Regions from separate parts of the Homo sapiens genome. Here region 1 is linked to region 2. A link is a loop called in an ENCODE intact Hi-C map of the cell type or tissue named here. Cell type or tissue: tibial artery. All regions are shown on one strand. Links, peaks and the distances in the headings refer to the core of each region. The heading gives the core; the rest is flanking DNA. Region 1 overlaps STARD13 (StAR related lipid transfer domain containing 13). Region 2 overlaps STARD13 (StAR related lipid transfer domain containing 13).

What was found. Hi-C counts contacts between places; a loop is a spot of excess contacts. Peaks named below come from ENCODE experiments on the same cell type or tissue, not always from the same donor. Only the 100,000 strongest peaks of a DNase experiment are listed, where the experiment ranks them.
Region 1: it touches region 2 in a loop (4-fold over the local background); 9 of 110 quality-filtered maps call a loop at or near these places.

Annotation. Positions count from the first base shown.
Region 1 is chr13:33,132,995-33,146,250 of GRCh38, reverse strand. STARD13 (StAR related lipid transfer domain containing 13) reads left to right here. Exons shown (of 14, transcript NM_178006.4): 4 at 3,878-3,941. Among named protein-coding and RNA genes, the nearest start is that of KL, 120 kb to the right of the region's middle. In tibial artery, for the core only: no CTCF peak of the experiment used is centred there; DNase peaks (open chromatin) are centred at 6,900 and 7,579; H3K27ac peaks cover 2,243 bases.
Region 2 is chr13:33,186,544-33,195,622 of GRCh38, reverse strand. The region is part of intron 1 of STARD13 (StAR related lipid transfer domain containing 13); the gene reads left to right. Among named protein-coding and RNA genes, the nearest start is that of STARD13-AS, 86 kb to the left of the region's middle. RefSeq lists enhancers at 7,267-7,416, 8,510-9,079. In tibial artery, for the core only: no CTCF peak of the experiment used is centred there; no DNase peak of the experiment used is centred there; H3K4me3 peaks cover 326 bases; H3K27ac peaks cover 3,411 bases.

The DNA of each region.
Region 1 (13,256 bases), core at 4,413-9,412, 54 kb after region 2:
CCGGGTTCAAGCAATTCTCCTGCCTCAGCCTCCTGAGTAGCTGGGATTACAGGCATGTGCCACCACGCCTGGCTAATTTTGCATTTTTAGTAGAAATGGGGTTTTACCATGTTGGTCAGGCTGGTCTTGAACTCCTCACCTCAGGTGATCCACCTGCCTTCACCTCCCAAAGTGCTGGGATTACAGGCATAAGCCACCACACCCGGCTTAATTTTTATATATTTTTTTTGTAGCGACAGGGCCTCTCCATGTTGCCCAGGCTGGTCTCAAACTCCTGGGCTCAAGCGATCTGCCCACCTTGGCCTCCCAAAGTTCTGGGATGACAGGCATGAGCCACCATGCCCAGCCGTGACACAGAACATTTTTGTGACCTCAAAAAGTCCCCCAGTGCCAGCATTTGGCAACCACTCATCTGTTTCCTGTCACTACAGTTTTGCCTTGCCTGAAATTTTTTTGATGAGTGGAATCCTGTAGTGTATGCTCTTTGTGTCTGGGTTCTTTTACTTAGCATAATGACTCTGAGATTCATGTATAGTGTTGTATGTATCAATAGTTAGTGCCTTGAATTGTTGAGTATTCCATTGTATGGATATACCACAATTTTTATATCCATTTACCAGCTGATGGACATTTGGGCCATTTCTACTTTTTGGCTATCTTATGATTAAAGCTGCTATGAACATTCAAGTACAAATCTTTTTACAGCAAAAAAAAAATTATAAAAAGTATAAATCTTTTTGTGGACATGTGATTTCTTTTATCTTGCATAAGTAGCTGAGAGTGGAATTGCTAGATCAAGTACTAAAAATATATCTAATTTCATAAGAGACTGCCAAACTGTTTTCCAAAGAGACTGTACGCTTTGGAAGTTTCAGTAGTTCTGAATCCTTGCTAATACTTAATGTTGTCAGCGTTTTTACTTTAGGTATTCTGTTGTGTAGTGGTGTCTCGTTATGATTTTAATTTGCATTTCTTTCATGACTGATGATATTGAACATCCTTTCATGTCTTCTCTTAGAAGTATCTGTTTGAATATTCTGCCCATTTGAAAATCAGGTTGTTTGACTTGTTACTGAGTTTAAGAATTCTTTAGGTGTTCTGTATATGAGTCCTTTATCAAATACATGTTTTGCAACTGCTTTTTCCAAGTAGAGAAGCAATTTGTAAGGTACAGGCAAACATCTGAGTTTAGGGGCAATAAAAGGACCCAGAGCTATAAAGTCAAATCTACTTAGAGTCTTCAGCTTTAGAAAATAATAAATAAACTTCCTGCATGTGTCAGAAAGTATAAAGCATATTCGAGTCTGTGGTATATAGAAGATGATTCCTTTGATGTCTTGTGTGTGTGTCGTAGATCAAAAGCTTTTCCACAGAAAAGCAGAATGGAGTGTTTTGTTTGTGCTTCCAAACCCTAATGGAAGAACAAGTTCACTAGATAAGTTCATTTTATAAATAACAGGCAATCCTCCCCTAAACAAACCTGTTACAGAGCCACCAAATGTGCAATATCCACCATTTTTTTTCACTTCACACCCACTCTTAGGTAGACATGCTAACACACGTGGAACAGACCAAAGAGACAGGCTGAGAGCCTGCCAAAGATGGTCTCAGATGAGATGATCAGCTTCCAACTCAGCATTGCCTGCTATATCTGACACTAATGAATGCGTAGTCAGAGGGTACATTGGAGGTGGTTGAAAATGAGGAGAGTCATTAAACGTATTTCAGTCGGTGAGCGACGTGAGAAAAAGTTGAGAAATAGAACTGGTTTCAGTGTAAAGTTTTAGAAGTGGTAGTGAAACCAATTAGGAGGCTGATGCCTGACTCTTGATAAACAACGACAGGAGACTGAATTAGGGCCAAAGGAGAGGCAAGACTTCAAAGACATCATAGAGGTATAATTGACAGGATTTGGTGATCAACGAATGTAGATTGTGAAGGAGTAGAGCCTCAAGATGACATTATTTTCTAGTTTGGATGGCCCATTGGTGATGCTCTTAGTCAAGACAAGACAGTACGTAGGAGAAACAGGTTTTGAAGAGAATGCAGAATGTGACTCTGGCCTCAGATGAGATGCCTGGGCTGGAGACAGAGGACTGGGTATCACTTGAGTCTAATTTATGTTAAGATTCTTCAGTAAGGCCATGGAGAGTAAAAAGGGATGGACCTCAGTCTGAATTCTAACAAAAAAATTAATAGTTAAAGGGCAAGTACTGCTTCGTGGCAGGAAGGAGATGGTGTCCAGAGAGATGAGATAATTCATAATCTTGAATGTCAAGGATGAAAAGAATTTCAAGGAATGATGGGTACTAATTTGTGACTATTGCTATTAATAGGTCTTTGCTAAAAAGAAGCCATTGAATTCAATGGTTAGAAATTCATTGGTCAAAACTGGAAACAAGCTGGGCGCGGTGGCTCACGCCTGTAATCCCAGCACTTTGGGAGGCTGAGGTGGGTGGATCACGAGGTCAGGAGATCGAGACCATCCTGGCCAACATGGTGAAACCCCATCTCTATTAAAAATACAAAAATTAGCCTGTGTGGTGGTGTGCACCTGTAGTCCCAGCTACTCAGGAGGCTGAGGCAGGAGAATTGCTCGAGCCTGGGAGGCAGAGTTTGCAGTGAGCCGGAGATTGCGAAACTGCACTCCAGCCTGAGCAACAGAGTGAGACTCCGTCTCAAAAAACAAACAAACAAACAAAAGAAACGACTGGAAACAGCTCAAATGTCCATCAGCAAGAGAATAGGTAACCCAATTGTGTGTCTTCATACTCAGGAACTAAGCTGAATGATTATTGGTATACTCAACAACATGAGTCAATCTCACAAACGTTGTGTTGAATGAAAAAACAGTCACTCAAAAAATACATACTATATAATTCTACTTACACAATGACCAAGAAGAAGCAAAACTAATCTACGGATGATAGAAGTCAGAAAGAGGGGCTGGGCACAGTGGCTCATGCCTGTAATCCCAACGAAATGAAAGAAATGCTGGGTAACATCTTTGAGAGTCCAGCTGAGGGTGAAAATCAAAATGTATTTATTAGCACAGGCTGCCATGATGGAACACCATGACCGAGTGGCTTAAACAACAGAAATTTATTTTCTCACGGTTCTGGAGGCTGGAAAGTTCAAGATCAAGGTGCTGGCAGGGTTTGGCTCCTGGTAAGGGTCCTGTGACCTGTAGATGTCTGCCTTCTCACTGTGTCCTCACATGCAGAGAGAGAGAGGGAGCTCTCTGGTATCTCTTCTTACAAGGACACTAATCCTCTGGGATCAGAGCTCCTCCCTGGTAGACCCCTTTACCCTTAATCACTTCTTTACTCCAAATCAATCACGTTGGACATTCACATATGTGAATGGAGGGCTTCAACGTATGTGTTCTGGAGCGGCATAGTTAGCCTATAGCATGTATAATTCAGCACTGTGATGTGAGTTATTTTCTACCTATACCCAACCACCTGAGATCAGGAGAGAAGATACACGGTTGTGTTGATCCATATTTAGAGGTTAACGGGATAGACTTGATGCAAGGTCAAGGTGGCAAACGATTGGAGGAGATAGTGAAAGTATGGCTAAAATGATCAGCCATGGATTCCAAGAACAGTGGAAAGAGAAGCCAGAAAAGGGCTGGGTTTAGATTAGGGAAAAGGCAGGGATTGGTAGGCTTAGTGGTAGAGTCCTCTCAGGTCAGGAGGCTGGAGCACAAATGGGAACTACTATATAGCATACCTTCTGTGGGTGCAGTACTGTCTTGGGACATAATTGGTTGTTCCTGCAGTTTCAACTTTACTGGAAATAAAGGAGGATTATCAAACTGGAGAGATTTAAATTCATTAGTGAAAGTAATCATCACATTTTTCTTTCCTTTTAGACGACTAAATACGTTGAACAAGTGTGCCTCAATGAAACTTGATGTGAACTTCCAAAGGAAAAAGGTAGGTGCCCACACCTTAATAAGAATGTGGCTATGCCAGTGAATGCCAGGAGTTTGAGATCAATCTGAGCAACATAGTGAGACCCTTGTGTCTACAAAAAAATAATAATAATAAATTAGCTGGGCACAGTGGCTTGTGCCTGTAGTCCCAGCTATCGAGAGGCTGAGTTGGGGGCATTGCTTGAACCCAGAAGGTTGAGGCTGCAGTGAGCCATGATCATGCCACTGCACTTCAACCTGGGTGACACAGTGACACCCTGTCTCCAAAAACAAAAAAGCAACGTGAACCTAAGCAAAATTTTGAAATGCCTGACCATCCATGTGTATTCTCCATGTCCCATTTCATCATAACCACCTAAATAAGTCTATTATAAACTAAGACTGAAATCTATTTGTTTTACCTTTCATTTTGCTTTCTTTTTTTATTAGAGGGTTTGCGTAAAGATGTAAAATATCTCGGTGCTTTATGGTGATCTTTCAGAAGTGTCCGTTGTAAATGTCAACCCCTTATTAGACTCAAATGCTTCACAGCAGTGAGTAGATTAAAAGTTCAGAAAGGATCTGGGGGTCCATGGCGAGTGACTTCTGGCTCATTTTTTCCAGTAGTGTTTTATTTCATGCATGTGTCAAGATGCCCCCACTATCAGGCAGATTCAGCTGATAATGTATGAGGGGGCCCAGGGACGGTGTGACAAGATCCTGAACTCTGGCTCATCTTTCACCATTCTCCCCACTGTGTACTTGTCTCTAGCCACAAGGAATTCGGTTCAGTCCGAAAAGTCACTAAGCTCCCTCCCCATCACAGGACTTGCCATGTGCTGCTTCCTCTTTATGGATAAGACTAGAGATTTGAGTTTTGAAATAAAGCTGTACTTTATTGAATATGTACTGTTTTCTAGGAACTAGATTATGTACTTACCACACATTATCTCATTTAATCCGCTGAGATGAGGCTTCTCTGTTTTCTCTATAAGGAAGGTAAATCTTGAACAGGCTAGGTCATTGCCCACGATCTTGCAGCTAGCGGCGGAGCAGGGTTTCTACCTCGGAGGTGTCTGATTCCAAAACCAAGGCTCCTAGCCAAAGTGCTGTACAGCCTCTCTTTTTCACTGAATTGATTCTTTTTAGGAAATTCAGAATTAGGGTCCTTAACTACTTTTTTCATTTAACATCTCTACTACGTAGCAACTCAAGCCTCCATATATTTTGAAGGATCAGAGAAAAAAATCTTTGAATCAAAAGAAAGTGTTCTTGGCCAGTTGCGGTGGCTCACACCTGTAATCCCAGCAATTTGGGAGCCCAAGACAGGTGGATCATCTGAGGTCAGGAGTTAGAGACCAGCCTGACCCACATGGTGAAACCCGTCTCTACTAAAAATATGAAAATTAGCTGGGCATGGTGGCACACGCCTGTAGTCCCAGCTAATCGGGAGGCTGAGGCAGGAGAATCACTTGAACCCGGGAGGCGGAGGTTGCAGTGAGCTGAGATTGTGCCACTGCACTCCAGCCTGACAGAGAGAGACTCCGCCTCAAAAAAAAAAAAAAGAAAGAAAAGAAAGTGTTTTTATCCTGGTCTACACAGAGAAATCATTAAAGCCAAAGGATTTTAAGTTACCCCTTAGTAACCTAATCTTTGAAAATAACTTTAATCTGAATTTCTGCTGTAAAATAACACCAAAAAAAAAGAAGATCAAATGAATTTTAGTGGACCTCACCTTAAAAACAATTTGGGATTTGAGCTGGGAACCAAAGCTTTAAGCTGAGGAGGTAAAACAGTGAAAAACAATATCCAGAGAAATATTAAAACATGAGCAGTTTGTCCAGGCCAAAGACAAATTTAAAATGTGGGAATAAACCTCCCAACAGCTGTCTGACTGAATAGACCCCTTGAGAAGCATACACACTATTTGAAGCATGAGGGTCAGATGTTGTTTTGATTGGAACACATGGTTCCTATTAAACTGAACACAGCCATGCCTGTGTGTCTAAAGTGTGGCTCCTCAAATGGCTGGTCTATACAGCTGCCTATACCGACCATTAGCTGCACTGCATCACAAAAGAAAATGCCAAAAAACTAATGACATGAGTTGTTTCCACACAGTGGAGTGATTGGATTTTTACCCTGTCACCAGCTTTTCAAAACCCAGAGGCGAGATGGGCTTGAATAACATTTGTTTGGCTCTTTGTGCGTTACCTCCACAAAAGCTCCTCTGTAAATTGGTCACTTCGGTATTCTGACCTTAATGTAGTCTTTATATCGCATCTAGTGGCACACGCCCTTAAAGCCCCTGCTTAGCTATAGGCCTCAGAATGCATGCACTTGAATAAAATATTGCTTTTCATGTTGTAAATTGGAGAGTTATGGCCTGAATTTTCAAATAAATAATGCTGACATGTGGTCTCCACCTACTTATGAATCTCAATAATGACCAGAATCCATGGCCAGATTGAAGCAACCACTTAGGAGACACTGTTGTGACACCCGTTTCTGTGATCTTCCTCTTACACAAGCCATAGACTTTATTTAATCCCTTATTTTACTGTGAAAAAATAGAAAAAAAAATGAATAGGAGCTAAGACTAGGCCAAATGATCACAAATAGAAAAGGAGACTTGAGAATCGAGCACCCCGTGAAAAGCTCCAGCCAACTTCAGTATTTATTTATTTGGAAGAAAAATAAGGCAGCGGGATTTCCTCTAGGTAAGTCCCCATGTTAAGCCATCCAAGAAATAGAAATAGAATCCCCACCTCCAATCTGCAGAATCCCAGACTTATTTAATTCTGCAGAAAGTCATCCCCAAGTAGCTAAACTGTCTGGGGTCACAATCATTGTGCCTTGGGACTGCCGGACCTATGAAAGGGTTGCAGGTGCTGGCTCAGCAGTTTGTAGGGATAGCAAAAGCTGACACAGGGCTTCCTCCCCACCAGGCACTATTCCTTGTCCTTAACTCCATGTCACAGTTGCATAAATTGAAGGGCTTGGCACTTGCCCAAAGCCACACAGAAATAGCAGAGGCAGTACTTGAATCTGGGTAATCTGGCACTGGACTGATCCTCCTCACCTTTCAGAGATATTCAGAGACAAACTGGAGTCTGGGTGAGCCTCTAGCCCTTGGCCTGACACCTGCAAGGGTCTCATGTTTCCTCAGCAATACACTCAATTCACTGTGTATATTGTTTTTATAAGAGGCATGGTTCTTGCCATCTGTACTAAAGTCCACAATTTATTTATTGTCTTCATGGCAATTGTGTTTAATCCTGTAGATTTTGGTGGGCTGACACAAGGAAGAATGTGAAAAGTCCACAAATAGGTGATGATGGTGATGAAGGCTTTTTCATGCCTGGTTAGCCATACACCTTTCTTATACATGAAATGCCACTTCCAAAGCACTGGGAGAAATGACAACACCGCTACCCTCCCACAATACAGTTTCTAACTGTTTTGCAGAAGAGAAAAGGGACCCTTTAAGGATTCGAGATGACCTTCCCTGCCTCTGTAAGAGTCAGGTGGAGGAGTATTCTCGAGCTTAGCTGCACGCCTCACTGGAAGACTAACAACCCAGCCAAGAGCATTTCAGGAGACAGGACACCAGCACTTCTGCCGCCTGCAGCTCGGGCTCTCCACTCCCGCGGCATTCCCAGCGGCCCATTCCTGCTTCCAAACAGGCAGGCCCGGCCACGTAGCTCCAGTTAACGTCTAAATTTCTATGTGACTATGGATGCGTTGCCTTTTGCAGCTGTGGATTCGTGTGGGTTCCTGTTTCCAGTGTAAAGATATGGCCAAATTCCGTCTTTTGAAAAAAGCCCTTCTTTATGGAATGTCTGGTTGGCATCTGTCTCTGAGGAATATATAATTTCAGTGAAGAATGTTCTCATTTTTAGAAAAAAAAAAAAAAAAAAAGCCAAACAGTGGAGACTCATCTAAATTAAAAACACCAAGGCACACACAAAGTAGCTTTTCTCGGGAAAATGTTTCTTCCTCATTATTACCTACAAAATTCGCGCTTGCTCCATGATGACATTGAAATCCCCTGATTAAAGTGTTTATGTGATTCAGCTTCTATTCAAAGTAAAAGCCAGAGACTGAAGACTCCAATTAGGCTGTTTATTAAATGAGGAAAGAGAAGGACACATATCCACATGGGACTCTTACCTTTCCTCTTACCTAGGAATATGTCTCAAGAGAGAAAGAGCAGCTTCCAAAGAAGGTTCTGGTTGAACTTATAATTTTAATAAGGCTCTCTGAAATAATGACCAAAGGTGGAAAGCAACACAGAAACCATGACTAATTGCCACCTTGCAGCCAGCACCTCCTGGCCTGGATGCCGTCGGCATTTCAGAGGCACTGCAGCTGTTGACAAGGGGCCTGGCCCCCCACCCACCCCTACTTCCCACTCCCTTGCACACCCCCGCATCTCCCACCAAATGAGACACCTCCTGGCAACTCCAAAGAGCAGTCAGATGAGAGAAAGTCCATCATTCACTTGGCTGGAGAGTATTAACAGCCTTGAATTGCAAATAATTACATGCGAATGTCCTAAAACTGTAGGGTATTTGAGTTGGAAGGATCTTTGGTCTTATTTTCCAACCTCCCACTCACTCACTGCAGGATTTGCTTCTTAGTGCATCCCTCTCCCTCACAATTTGCTGAGCCACTGTTTATTATAAGCTTCTCAACATGACGAGCTCTTCACATGGCAAGGCAATTTATTTTATTCTACAGACTAGAAAGGCCTTCCATATGATAAGCTAGGAGCTGATTCCTTCTAATCTGGCCCACCTGAACCTAGCTTTTTTCCCTGGTGAAGCACAGAATATGGATTTCCCCATTCACTCAGAAGCCCTTTAGCTCTGTCCTCCAGAACAGGGAATCAGCACACTGCTGCTCCTGCTTTCATAAATAAAGTTTTATTGGATCAATAGCTACGCCCATTCATTTCACAACAATGGCAGAGCTGAGTAGGTGAGAGAGAGAGACCTTATGGTGCATACACCTAAAATTTTTATGATATGGCCCTATACAGAAAACACTTGCAGACCTTTGCTCAATCTAGAACAGTTTCTCAACTGTCAGTGGTGAGTGACTGATTTTCTTATTTTATTTTTTTCCAGTCTGCCACAGACTAAGATACTTTTGTAAAATTCAATACAAATGAATTATTAGAAATATTAATTTTAACAAATTATAGAAAATACAAGGCTTAATGTTTTATTGTTAGGCTCAACTGACACAAAGGTGAGTACTGATAAATATAATCAAAACAAATATAACAGGAAATAATGATGCAGGATTTTTCTCAACCCCACTTCATCAGCCAGAAACTTCTGTGCCTGGCAGGGGCCCCTGCTTCTTTGTTCCTGTCACCCTGCTCTGTGGCCTGTGGCTCCCTGGCTGACCCAGCCCTGCTGCTGCTTCTTGGCGCCAGCAAAAGGAGGGCTGCAGCTTACAACCCCTTTCGACCCCACTGTTCAGTAGGTCCCAGGTTCTTGTCCCACATCAAAGAAGAATGAGGTTACACTGACAATTAAAGGGTGAGGAGGGTGGAGAAGAATTTTTATTGAGCGACACAGCAGCTCTCAGTGGAGAGGGGATGCAAGGGTGGTCCCGAAGTTGGGTGGTTTTCTCCCCTAGTGTGGCTGGGTCTGGGCTTTTATAGGCTCAGAATGGGGGAGTGCCTGCTGATTGGTTTATGAGTGTGCAAAAAAGCTAAAAGAAAGACACCAATCAAAGGTGGGCAAGACAGTGTAAAAAACCAATTAGGGAAAGGTAGGTATATGTAAAATAGAGGAAGGGTGAGGATCAATCAGAGGAAAACATGCCAAATGGGAAGAGAGGTTCTCAATCCAGTCTGTGGGTTTGTAGCTTGACTTTCAGCCTTCAAACTGTCTTTGGCTTGAGGGTGGGGTTTCACCAGGAAGCTGCCCCTATTTGCCTAGGCATTTGACTGCCTCCTGCTTCTATCAATAGAAAAGAATTACAAAAACTGTTCAGATTTTTATTGAAAGTGTGCGTATATGTGATTAATACAAAGAATCACAATTGTGCTCATACCATTTTTGTTGTTCATCTGTCATAACTGAACAAAAAGTTTACTTTAAAAGAGAAATCCCTCAAATTAAATGCCTATATGCACACTTTGAACAAGCACTTTGACTGCAAATGTATAAGATATATATAATTTTTTTTTTTTGAGGTAGAGTCTCACTTCATCACCCAGGCTACAGTGCAGTGGCGCAAACTCAGCTCACTGCAACCTCTGCCTCTGGGGTTCAAGCGATCTCCTGCCTCAGCCTCCCGAGTAGCTGTGACTACAGGCATGCACCACCATACCAGGCTAATTTCTGTATTTTTAGTAGTGATGGGTTTCACCATGTTGGTCAGGCTGGTCTCAAACTTCTGATCTCAGGTGATCTGTTCGCCTCGGCCTTCCAAAGTGCTGGGATTACAGGCATGAGCCACTATGCCTGGCCATAAGATTTTTAATGTGACAACAAGTTTCTTCTTTGTTATCTAAGTTAAGTGGGATTGATAACAATGTTACTCATGGGTAATAATGTATATCTAAAATTCTTTTGTTTGAGTACCAGTCATCGTAGGGAAACCAGTGAAGAAAGGTTTTTTAAGGCAAGTTAAAAGTTTAGGGTATTCCTTTTCACTTACTACTTTAGGGTATTCCATTCACCTTTTATTCAAAATGAGGTAAGTGATGCTATATTTCCAAAATTCATCTTCAGTTCTTCATCTCTAGCCAATTCTTATAATTATAAAGTTATAAATGTAAATTACCTGTGAAACAGTGGATTCTGTACATTATACACTTTGGTTTATGGTAAGCAAACTAACCTTGAATTGGCACTTGTTGTAAATCAGATTGACCACACACCAGTACCATGCAGCTGTCACTCATAGGACTCACCGTTTGAATTTGACTACACCCAGACTGGTCTTTACCCTGTTCAGTAAGACAAATCCACTGATTGTGAGCTCAGATAGCACAGACTTTTCAAATGGTGACAAATGGTTTTACTTCTTACTCTCAATTTCTGTATCTACCTCATTAAAGAGCAAGTTTGGGGACTGGCAGCCCCCTGACCACACTCTGAGTAGCACTGTCTAGAGTTCCTCATTTCTAAATCAAGCTATTAGTTCTTTCAATTGTCCACCCCAGGAGGTTGTGGTTCTTAGATCCTTGGCCATTCTGATTACTCTTCTCTAGAAATGTACCCCTTAAAATGTGGAGCGCTTAGAAAGAACCCATTGTTCCTGATATATGTGACCAGTGCAGAATGCAATGGGCACTGACCTTTTGAGTCTTGGGATCTATGCTCTGGTCATGCATCCTAAGGTTGGTGTCTTTGTTCAGTAGCCATATTACATGGTTAAGTCACATTAAGCTTACATCTGCCAGAACTCTCAAGACTATTAATAGCAGGAAGGGCTGTTGAACTATGTTCGTTTTATCCTGAAGATCCTGTAATTGATTTTTGAAGTTAGAGTCATTATATTTTACTTTTATGAAATTTTATCTTATTAACAGGTCATCCTTCACTTCTGTTAAGCTCTACACACTTCTCAATATTGCTATTCTCTAACAACAATAACTAGTTTCATCTACCACTTTAGGGTTTATATGGTATTTTCACATATAGTCCCATTTGGTTCTGTTGATAAATCATGCTAGACATGTGTTATTATTGTTTTCATTTTCTAACTCTGAAAACTGAGTCTCAAAGAACCCTTAGCAAATAGCCTAATACCATCTTTACAGTTTAAAAACAGGAGTTCCGGCCCATTCAAGTTACTCTTAAAATGATCATAACCTTGAGACATGCTTCCTTCAGTTATTTACAGTCTTTTAGTCACACGCTTTAGAGGAGTTACTCAACCAGTTACTGACAAAACTCTCTGTAGCAAGCTTGTCCAACCCATGGCTCACGGGCTATATGTGGCCCAGGACAGCTTTGGATGTGCCCCAACACAAATTCATAAACTTTCTTAAAACATTATGAGTTTTTTTGGCCATTTTTTAAAGCTCATCAACTATCATTAGTGTTAGTGTGTTTTATGTGTGGCCCAAGACAATTCTTCTTCTTCCAATATGGCCCAAGGAAGCCAAAAGATTGGACCCCGTTGTGTAGCATCTAGCTAGTGAGCCATATTGTCCACAACGTGGGAACCTATTTTCAGTTGTGTTGCTGAAATTCTGATGCTCCATGTCCCTGGTACGTCCATGGTTTCTGAGACAGGAGAATAAAGTTAGTTTGATGTATCCTTTTCTTTATAAACACATCTGACTCCTAGAGATTTCCATTTTACATTTCTAAATAATCACAAACTATTCATTGTTAACCTCAAAAATTATCAAACAGATGAAATCTGATAATCTCTTTTAAACAATCAGTACACTTCCATAAATACCACTGGAGAGTCTGAAATGTGCCTGATGCTCTGCTGGGTCCCAAGTGCGTAAAAAAACCTTAAACTCTACTGCAATGTGTTTTTCATACTGCAGATCATGGCCCCTTGGTAGGTTGTCAAGTGAATTTGGTGGATCACAAACAACATTTAAAAAAATAAAATAGGCTAAACTAGATTAAAAAGTATCAGAATACAAACAAACAAGGATAATTACTTAAGCATAAATTTTTTTTTTTTTTGCTTTAGTATAGTCTGTATGCATGCCCTGAGTTGTGATGGAAAATACATTTTTTGTTGTGTGTCACTATCAAATAGTTTGAAATATCCATCATTAGTGAAAGAAACAGACACAACCATTTCAATACCCTTTGGAACATACCATGATCGTTGTAGGCACAGGGTGCCAAAGAAGACTGGTCGTTTTTTTTCTCTGTTGCATTTTGCTTTCTATTGCTTTGGTTTTTGTTTGTTTGCTTTGGTTCAAACAACCTAAATACTGCAAAATTTCCCTGAGCTGTTTTCCTTTTTTCCCAGGAGTTTGCCACTTTTTCACATGCCTTAGTTGGGCTGTAAATATCTTCCTGTTGGCCAAAGTGAGTATAATAAGCTCTTAGAGACCAGCAGACAGGGCCAGGCTTTCCCTTCCCAGGCCACAGTGCCCAGCTTGGCATGTGTTCTTAACCTAAATAAAGGAGTCCCTATCCAACTAGTATGTGGTGTGCTGGCATCATAACCAGGTTTGAGAGAGGTAGTTGGGGCCAACACTAAATGTTGTAGTTTCTGTTTTAAAATATCTATATTTTCTTTAAAGTCATATCCTTTTTTTTTGTCTTCTCAAAAACTGTCTGCTAAAAGGGCTTTTTCATAGTCCTTATTTAATATCAACTTCTCACTAGCT
Region 2 (9,079 bases), core at 1-5,000:
GGGTGCTACGTGTCGGCTTCCTGGCTAAAATTGCAGCATCGTTATGGCTGGTTTCTGTCCATGCGGCAAATCTGGTTGCTATGGTATCCTTCACATAGAAAAATATTTGTCAGCTCCAGGTGGCTGGAACACCACACAGGCTTACTGATAGTGAGAATACAAGCAATGATTCAGTGAATTACAGGACAGTCTCCTGAGAGAAAAATGTGGTCCCCGGGGACTTTGATGAAGTAGCCTAGAGATGTTCACTTTGTATTTTTCCCGCTACAAAACTTCAACTTTAGTTGGTTGAGTTACAGAGAGAGTGGCTAAATCTGCAAAGATGTCAGTAACAGGGGATTACTGAAATAGTGTTCCTTCCTGTGGGGGAATATATATTGCATTAAAATAAATGAATGTGTTGACCTAGTAAAATTAAATTGCCATATCCAAAGTAGTGGCAGATTAGGCATTTTAATTGTTGGTCATTGATTTAAATCATCTCCTGAGTCAGAATGTATTCTCATTGAACATGATTACATCCAGATAATGTTTTCTTCCAGTAAGAGGGAAAGAACAAAGGAAAATAAATAAAACACAGTTCACTAGAATCTCATAAAAGTTCTTGCACAAGAAGTGAAGTAGCATGGGAAAATATGAGTTCTTTTACAAAAACAACTTTTTCCTTGAAGTCACTGCAAGATTGCTGTTCACATAACATATTGGTATGTGTATATGTTTATACAAGAGGGGGCTGCAGGCCCAGGAAAATGTAAATAAATCAAAGTCTCTATGGTAGCTGTGGTCATTTTAAAAAATGACTAACAGCATATATAATCTCCTTTCAAAAAAACAGTGAGTTGTTCGTTTCTGATTTTTTAAAAATCCATTTTCACTTTCTCCAAAGAAGCCCATATTTGAGGGTTGAGAATCATTTTTCTTTTCCTCCCAATTCTTCACTGCTTTGAATTTGTTTTATATTCTGCCCAATACAAGCAAAGCATTATAGTATTGAAAAGTTTTCTATTAAAAAACATGACAAATTACATCTAGTTTATATTAAAGTAATTTCATTCTGCACTAAATACCTTAAAATATGATGTTTAAGTATAAACTTACTTTTAAATCAAAAACAAATGCTGATTAACCTTTTAAAAATATTCTTACCATGAAAGAATGTACATTTACAAGATAATGTAAATCAGGGATTTTTTTTTAAGATTCAGTCAAAATATTTTTTTAATGAAAACATTAATCCTCTTAGTAAACTGAATTTCATAGCAGAATGTTTCCATAATGAATATTAACCATCTCTCCTTACTTAAATTATTTACCAAAATTCATTTAATACACAATTTTTAAGGTTTTTTTGAAGTGAAGTATATTTATGGTTCAAATATCATCAAATAAAAATATGGTATTAGGCATGTGCTGTGTTCATTGCCTTCTCCGTGTGACTTTTCTGCTAAGTTTAGTCCATTGAATCTAAGTCCAGATTGAGGCAAGAAGAGCTAGAAGAGTATGCATCTACCTAGCAAATACTCTGTCTTTCTTTTTCCCTATATAAGTGAAATAAGCTCTAACACTCCTTGAGGTCTCTGGGATCATTCTGGACTAGTTTGTAACAGGAAAAAAACAACCTGAAAACCTCAGCTTAAAGGGCCTTTTTTTGTTTCAACTCTAAAAGAAAAAAAATGCATAATCCTATTACACTTAGTTATCAGCACCATTTGAAATCCTGACTACCTTGATAATCACCATGGAGCCGTGTAGCACTTAGCTAGTAGAGAGCTAAATTCAATTAATAGTACAGATGACTGGATAAACCTCCTCATTTATTTTACTGATCTCTACAGTTTCTCTCTCCTGTCCTCCAAGTTAAGATCTTTTTTGTTTTGTTTTGTTTTCCTGCTTCAAATACCATGTCACAGCCAACAAAAACACCACAGGAAGTCAGCTCTGAGCAGCATGGCTTTGAGGAAAGGTGGGAGGCATTGGGCTTCTGTATGTCTGGGTTTGAATCCTGACACTGTCGCTGGTTGTGTTCACGCTTTCCGACTGGTTTGTCGCTGGTTGTGTTCTAAGCTTCTAGTTGCTCATCTCCAAAATGGCAACAGTAATGTCTACCTGAGTGTCATGAGGGTGAGAGATAATACAGTAAAGAGCCTCGAGTTGTGTTCTGTCTGCGTGTTTGTCCAACAACAAACTATTATGTGACGTTTTCATTGTTACTGTTTCTCACCTCTTAAAAAGCTCTTAAAGACCATTCTGACTGGAAATAATGTTCCCACCTAGAACCTTCTGCAAGGCGTCAAGATCTTTGATGGTTCAACTTTTCCTTCTCCTTCTAATCACTAACAACTTTCATTTTCATTAAGCCCTGCTGTATAGATGATCTCTTTTCTTACTCCTCATACTACATGCTGCTGTGGTGAACATGTGTATTTAGTGGCTGATTAAAGTATGAATAAATAAATGAAGAAATTATGTGAGGAATTGTTTGTCCTTTCTTCAGTTGCATTTTTATTTATAATTTATACCCTCCTTCTTTTAAAAAGATGTTTTAAAAGCTTTGCCATTTTCTCATCCACTTATTCCCATTTAGTTATGAATGAGGGCTAGAATTTGAGCAAAAGCTGTGGTATGAGTTATAGCATCCCATTTGTGACCTTGGGCACCTCATTGAACCTCCCTGATCCTAGCTTCTTCCTCCATAAGATGGGAATGGTAATACCTTTTTTTTTTGAGACAGAGTTTCGCTCTTTTTGCCCACGCTGGAGTGCAGTGGTGCAATCTCGGCTCACTGCAACCTCTGCCTCCTGGGTTCAAGCAATCGTCCTGCCTCAGCCTCCCAAGTAGCTGGGATTACAGGCGTGCACCACCACACCCAGCTAATTTTGTATTTTTAGTAGAGATGGCGTTTCTCCATTTTAGTCAGGTTGGTCTTGAACTCCCGACCTCAGGTGATCCGCCCACCTTGGCCTCCCAAATTGCTGAGATTACAGGCATGAGCCACTGCGTCCCACTGGGAATGGTAATACCTTTTTAAAAGCTCTTGTGAGGATTAAGTGAGCCATTGCACATAAAGCATTTAGCATCACATCTGACACCTGATATCAACAATAACAATGCAGATACCTTTAAGCAGAATATTTGAATGGCATATGCATATGAGAATTAGAAAAACAATTGAATGGCTTTCACAGGTCCTATAAACTTTCCTCGTACAACTTATATCAGGGCAAATACTCCTGAATATGCATTAAGAAACCTGCAACATTCTCACAAATTCCACAAATTCAACATATTCCAGTAACAACTGTGGATGATTATGATTAATTAATTAAGGAATAAGAGAAGGAAAGTTGTCGATGTACTGTTTTAGCTTCTAAGTAGCATATTCCCTGTTTAGTAAGTACTGCAATTAAAGCCAATGTTTATCTCCAAACTACAAAATGCAAGAAGCTCTAGAAATGTTCTTTTGTTTTTTCAATAGTAACTATTTCATGAATTGCCAACAAGTTTTACCATGCCACTGTGTGCCTAACACCGGGTTAATTGCTGTGGGAACTGCCAAAAAACAGAGACTCCAGCTCACAGACTCCTGTAACCTGATTTCAGAGAATACCATCCAAGGCCATGTGCACCAAGGGCCAGATTGCCCGGCTGATTTGCAGGCTGGCTGCAGTCTGAGGCCATTTCTCCAGCTGTTTTAATAACTGTCTTACAATAACTGACTGCCTTGCAAAATGCAGTTTTATTTATCTCCCAATATCAGAATCCTGCCTGCCTTCTCATTTTTATTAGAATTGGATTACAAAACAGGGAGAAATCAACATGTTACCTTTAAGAATAAAATTGAAAATGAACAATCAGTTGAGGTTGATGTCAGGGACAAAGACATTGCTGAGGCTGTGGTCTTGGATGTTTAGCTAGCTGTGTCAGAGACCACAGTATGAAATTTATAAACCATTTGGATTAGAGCTCATCAACCATGCTTTCCTAGCAACCAAGTGCAAGGGCAATCTTAACTTTCCTACAATGTTCATGTGGATTTTTCTGGATTCAGTTAGCCTGGGTGTGGCTTTTGTCTATAATCACATAGCCAGGACATCGGCATGTGGTTGACCTTCTCTGGAGTCCCATTACATTTTTCCAAAGAGACATTAATGTCACCGACTTCAACACAACATTTCATCTTAGAAATCACAGGATTGTAGAGCATTAAAAGCATTACAAGACTCTAAAAGAGCCCTCATTTTACTGGTGAGAAGATTAAAATCAGATAGGGTAAAGTTTTGTGCCCAAGGTCATACAAGTAGCTAGCCACGTTGTTAATTAACCTTTCAGTAACAATAATAGATGGGGTCTGTGACCAGCCAAGTATTAAATCGTTTTTTAAAAATTAAATTAAAAGCATTCAGAAGTTAGTTAACTTACCATCTAATAATCCATAGTGGGCCAATCATAAAAGCTTCCCAAAGAAAAATACACTTAAAAAGCTGAAAACCGCGTATATAGTTTTTGACATGACCTTACTTTAGTAATTGTTTATGTCGTAACTTATTAAAATAAACATACCTTGTAAATTGTTTACAAAATCCCAACATCTTTTTGGAAATGAGTATAATAAGGCATTGCAGTAATACTTGGTATTTTGTTTTTGTATTTTTGAAAGCTGATATTTTGGGTTTTTTTTGAATGCTGGTATTTTTAAGACTGTGTAATTTATATTCAGTACTTTAATAAACGGGTGTAGTGGCCGGGTACGGTGGCTCATGCCTGTAATCCCAGCACTTTGGGAGGCCAAGGCCGGTGGATCACAAGGTCAGGAGTTCGAGACTAGCCTGGCCAACATGGTAAAACTCCATCTCTGCTAAAATACAAAAATTAGCCAGGCGTGGTGGTATGTGCCTGTAATCCCAGCAACTCAGGAAGCTGAGGCAGAAGAATCGCTTGAACCCTGGAGGCGGAGGTTGCAGTGAGCCAAGATTGTGCCATTGCACTCCAGCCTAGGCAATAGAGTGAGACTTGGTCTCAAAAAAAAAAAAAAAAGAAAAGAAAAGAAAAGAAAACGAAATGGGTGCAGTATTCCAACAGTACATCATTTATTTTTCATCTCTCATGGTGGTGGTGTTAAGAACCACATGCTTAAAAACCCTTGGGGTTTTGTTTTCATGCCTGGCTCAGGAAATCCTTAAAATATATTTTATTATTTTTTTTGAGACAGGGTCTTTCTCTGTGACCCTGGCTGGAGTACAGTGATAGGATCATAGCTTACTGCAGCCTCTACCTCCCGGGCTCAAACAATCCTCCCACTTCAGCCTCCCAAGTAACTGAAGCCACATCCGGGCTAAATTCTTTTCATTTTTTTTTGTAGAGACAGAGTTTCATTGTGTTCTTGAACTCCTGGCCTTAAGTGACCCTTCCTCATTGGCCTTCCAAAGTGCTGGGATTACAGGCATGAGCCATCACACCCAGCCTATCCTTAAAATATTTTTAACTAAACCAGATTTAGGGTAAAATAAAGCCCAAATTGGTATTCACTAGCCATGATAGACCTTTAGCCAAATATTTAGTCATCAATTAATGTGAACTTCCTGGGTGATTATAGGGTATCTAGTATAATGAGAAAGTTGTTTTGTCCCAAAAGGGGATCAGGAAGCTAAATTTTAAAATAACATAAATCTAGAGTTAAGTTTGGGATCATCATTTTTACAATAGTATATAAAATGGCTTAGAGTGGGTTGCAGTTGAAAGTAAGATGCTGTTTCAGGTGGTACATTTCAATCAGTGACTTCTGCTGAACTCCTGCTAGAAACTGGGATCACCCGGGCAAGGATGAACACAGGGAGGACACGGGGCAGAGGACCATTTTGTACATGAGAGAGTAACTGAGTCAAGCAGAAAACTGTACTTAGATGAAATTGAGAAAGGCGTTGAAGTTTCTGATTAGCGAAATAGCTGTGAACTGGGCCCTGTCCCACAGCAAGGGCACCCATATAGAACAGGAAGGGCACACAAACAGGTTCCTTCTTTGTGGGAGGGAGGTTCATACACAGCAGCAAGATGACCAGCTAGAAGTGTCCAGAAGTACTCCTGCTAGCCTATGAAAGTGCCATCGGAAGGACTGAATTTGTTTAGGAATTTTGAAAGGACGACAAACCAGAGAGTCCCTTCCCTTTCCTCCTGCTTTCCCTCCTTCCTCCGAAAGGAGGAAGGAGGGAAAGCAGGAGGAAAGGGAAGGGACTCTCTGGTTTGTCGTTCCCTTCCTGCCCTCCTGCTTCTTTTCCTGACTTCCTTCCTGCCATTCCCACTTCCTCCTTTCCTTCTTTCTTATAACTGAAAGTTGGTTATATCTAGCCATTAAATACTAGTTTTAAAAGATACAGCCACTTTGGAGATTCTAACCAAATTATAAACATGCTTTCTATCACCTCTCAAAAAATATTAAAGTAATAAAAAAAGCTTTGTTTGTAGTTCTTCCTTATGGTTTTATATGAAGCATCGAGCTATTCATGACACTACTTTTAAGCAATTAAAAGAAACAAAATAAAACATTTCTAAATGACAAAAGAAAAGCATAAATACAAAGTGTGAGAGTCATTGACTTATACCTGACAGACACTAAATGTCTGCTCTAATAAGCAATAACAATTAGTTTAAAAAGGAAACACCAAATGTCACTTCACAGCTTAAGCCTAGAAAGCAAAGTTAGCCGGAAAATAATTACAAAAGTCTAAGGGATTTCATGGGTTTTGTTATTAAGGCAAAGTGTCTTTTCGTTTGTCATTTTCACCAACTAATCTGACAGATTCTTTATGAAGAAAGCACAGAGCCAGGAAATTGTACCCATCTGGTCAGTACCTGCTCAGAGGATCTGATATTAAAGTCTAGATCACTCCAAACTGCTTTTTCAATGCATTTCATTTTCTAGAAGTGACGAACAGTGAAACAAACCTATTCAGTCAATTGAAATAGTTATTTCGGGGAGAAAATTGAATCCTCTTCAAAAGAAGCTGTTTCACTATCTTAGTGTGGTGAGTATTGAAAGTTGGATGGTTTCCATGAAAACAAAAATGGACATAAAAGACAAAAGAGTTTGTGAGTGATATTTACAGTGAAGTTGAGTATGTGTGCATGTGGGTGGGTGGGTGTGTGTGTGTAGCAGCAGATCATAACCAGAAATTTTTCTCAGAATTAACTCTCTGTGTCCATTTTAATTTTTGTTGTATGACTCATTCAATGTTCACTATTCCCATAAATATAGGCCATACACCTACTGTTTTCCAGGCATATGTGGCCACTGGGGGTTAAAGAAGGTTGAGGTTCCTGTCCCTAAAGTGTTTATCATGGTAACCAACTAAATGTTTGTTTCCTACTCACATTGAGGGCAGAAGATACTGCATCACTTCCAGGCCTACTGAAGTTCCATCACCTCCACATGAAGCTTCTAGGTCACCTGGGCACTGGAACATCTGCTGTGGCTAAAGAAGGAGAGCCGGTGGCAGGTCACATGGCAGATTCACCCACCTGCCTTTGGCCAGTGCTCTTTCCCATGGCCCAGCAACCAGGAAGGCTAGAATCAGAGTCCACTCAAAGGTCTATCCCATAGTCAGCCGGGTTTTGCCACAACATTATTTAAAGATGCTTCGTTTAGGTTGGGCGCAGTGGCTCATGTCTATAATCCCAGCACTTTGGGAGGGCCGAGGTGGGCAGATCACTTGAGGTCAGGAGTTTGAGACCAGGCTAGCCAACATAGCAAAACCCTGTCTCTACTAAAAAATACAAAAATTAGCTGGGTGTGGTGGCACAGGTCTGTAATCCCAGCTACTTGAGAGGCTGAGGCACGAGAATCATTTGAACCTGGGAGGCGGAGGTTACAGTGAGCTGAGATCATGCCACTGCAGTCCAGCCTGGGTGACAGATCAAGACCATCTCACAAACAAAATAAATAAATAAATTTTTTTCTTTTAAAAAAAAGATGCTTCATTTAATTTTTTTTTTACCATAGTAAAAATATCCTTTTATTAAAAACTGATCTGGAAAGCTAAGACTCATGCACTACATTTAATGAATGAATGGTTAGTGACAAATAAAGATAGAAGTCTCAGTAAAATGCATGCCCTTCCAAGCCCTTTCTTCTGAACAGGTCTCAGGTTTGCCCAATCAGACTTTTCATAAATGTAAGACTGATGAATTTGCTTTTTATTTCTTTCACTCTCCACCCTTTCTGAAGTTGCAGATAAGCAGTAGAAAGTCCATGAGCAGATTCTGGAGGTAAATCAAGTATTAACTAATGCACAATTCAGATCATGACTGTGACAGCAATGATTATCTCAAAAAAATCAAAAGTGGGCAGTTCTCAGCAACTCCTTGTCTGACCCCGATAGAGCGGGACCCTTCCCCCTCTTTCCCTGCCTTCCCGGCAACCCTCTCCCTCTGTCATTCTCTTCACATCCCCCAGGTCAATGCTCTTAAACAGAAACGGAAGTTAAGCCACAAGGTTAGAGGACAGGAAGTGACTCAATGATTCCTTGGGGGTCAGGTGTCTGGGTAGTGAGAGAAAGAAGGGAGAGAAAATTCCAGATTAGAAAAGTAGCCCAGATGGGAGAGTGATCAGGGCAGGAATTTCAGAAACGACAATGACATCAGCATTAGTGGTACTCCTCCACTCTCCTACACAAGCACTTAAGAGCGTTGCTGTGAACTACTTCCCACCCATTTTCTTTGCAAGCCTAGGAACGCGGGGCTTTCTGGCAGATTTAACAGGTAGTTTGGTGGTGTCTGGATTGTGCTAATAGAAGCCATTATACCAAAGATAATTTTTAAAACCTAGAATTTAGTAAACAAGGGTTTTTTTTGTTTCATTTTGTTTTGCTATTTTGAGATTGTTAATCTCAAATACTCTCAATTTGCTGATTTCATTATTGTGTTAGGACATAAGTGAGATAATGAAGTGGATAATTAATGACATACTCTTTAGGATGTAAATAAAAGCCACACTCCACAGAAAAAAGAAGTACCATAAAGCTTAAAAGAGATCACGAACCTTAGTACCTGCATTATACAATGAGGATAGTTTTCGTACCGAGGAAAA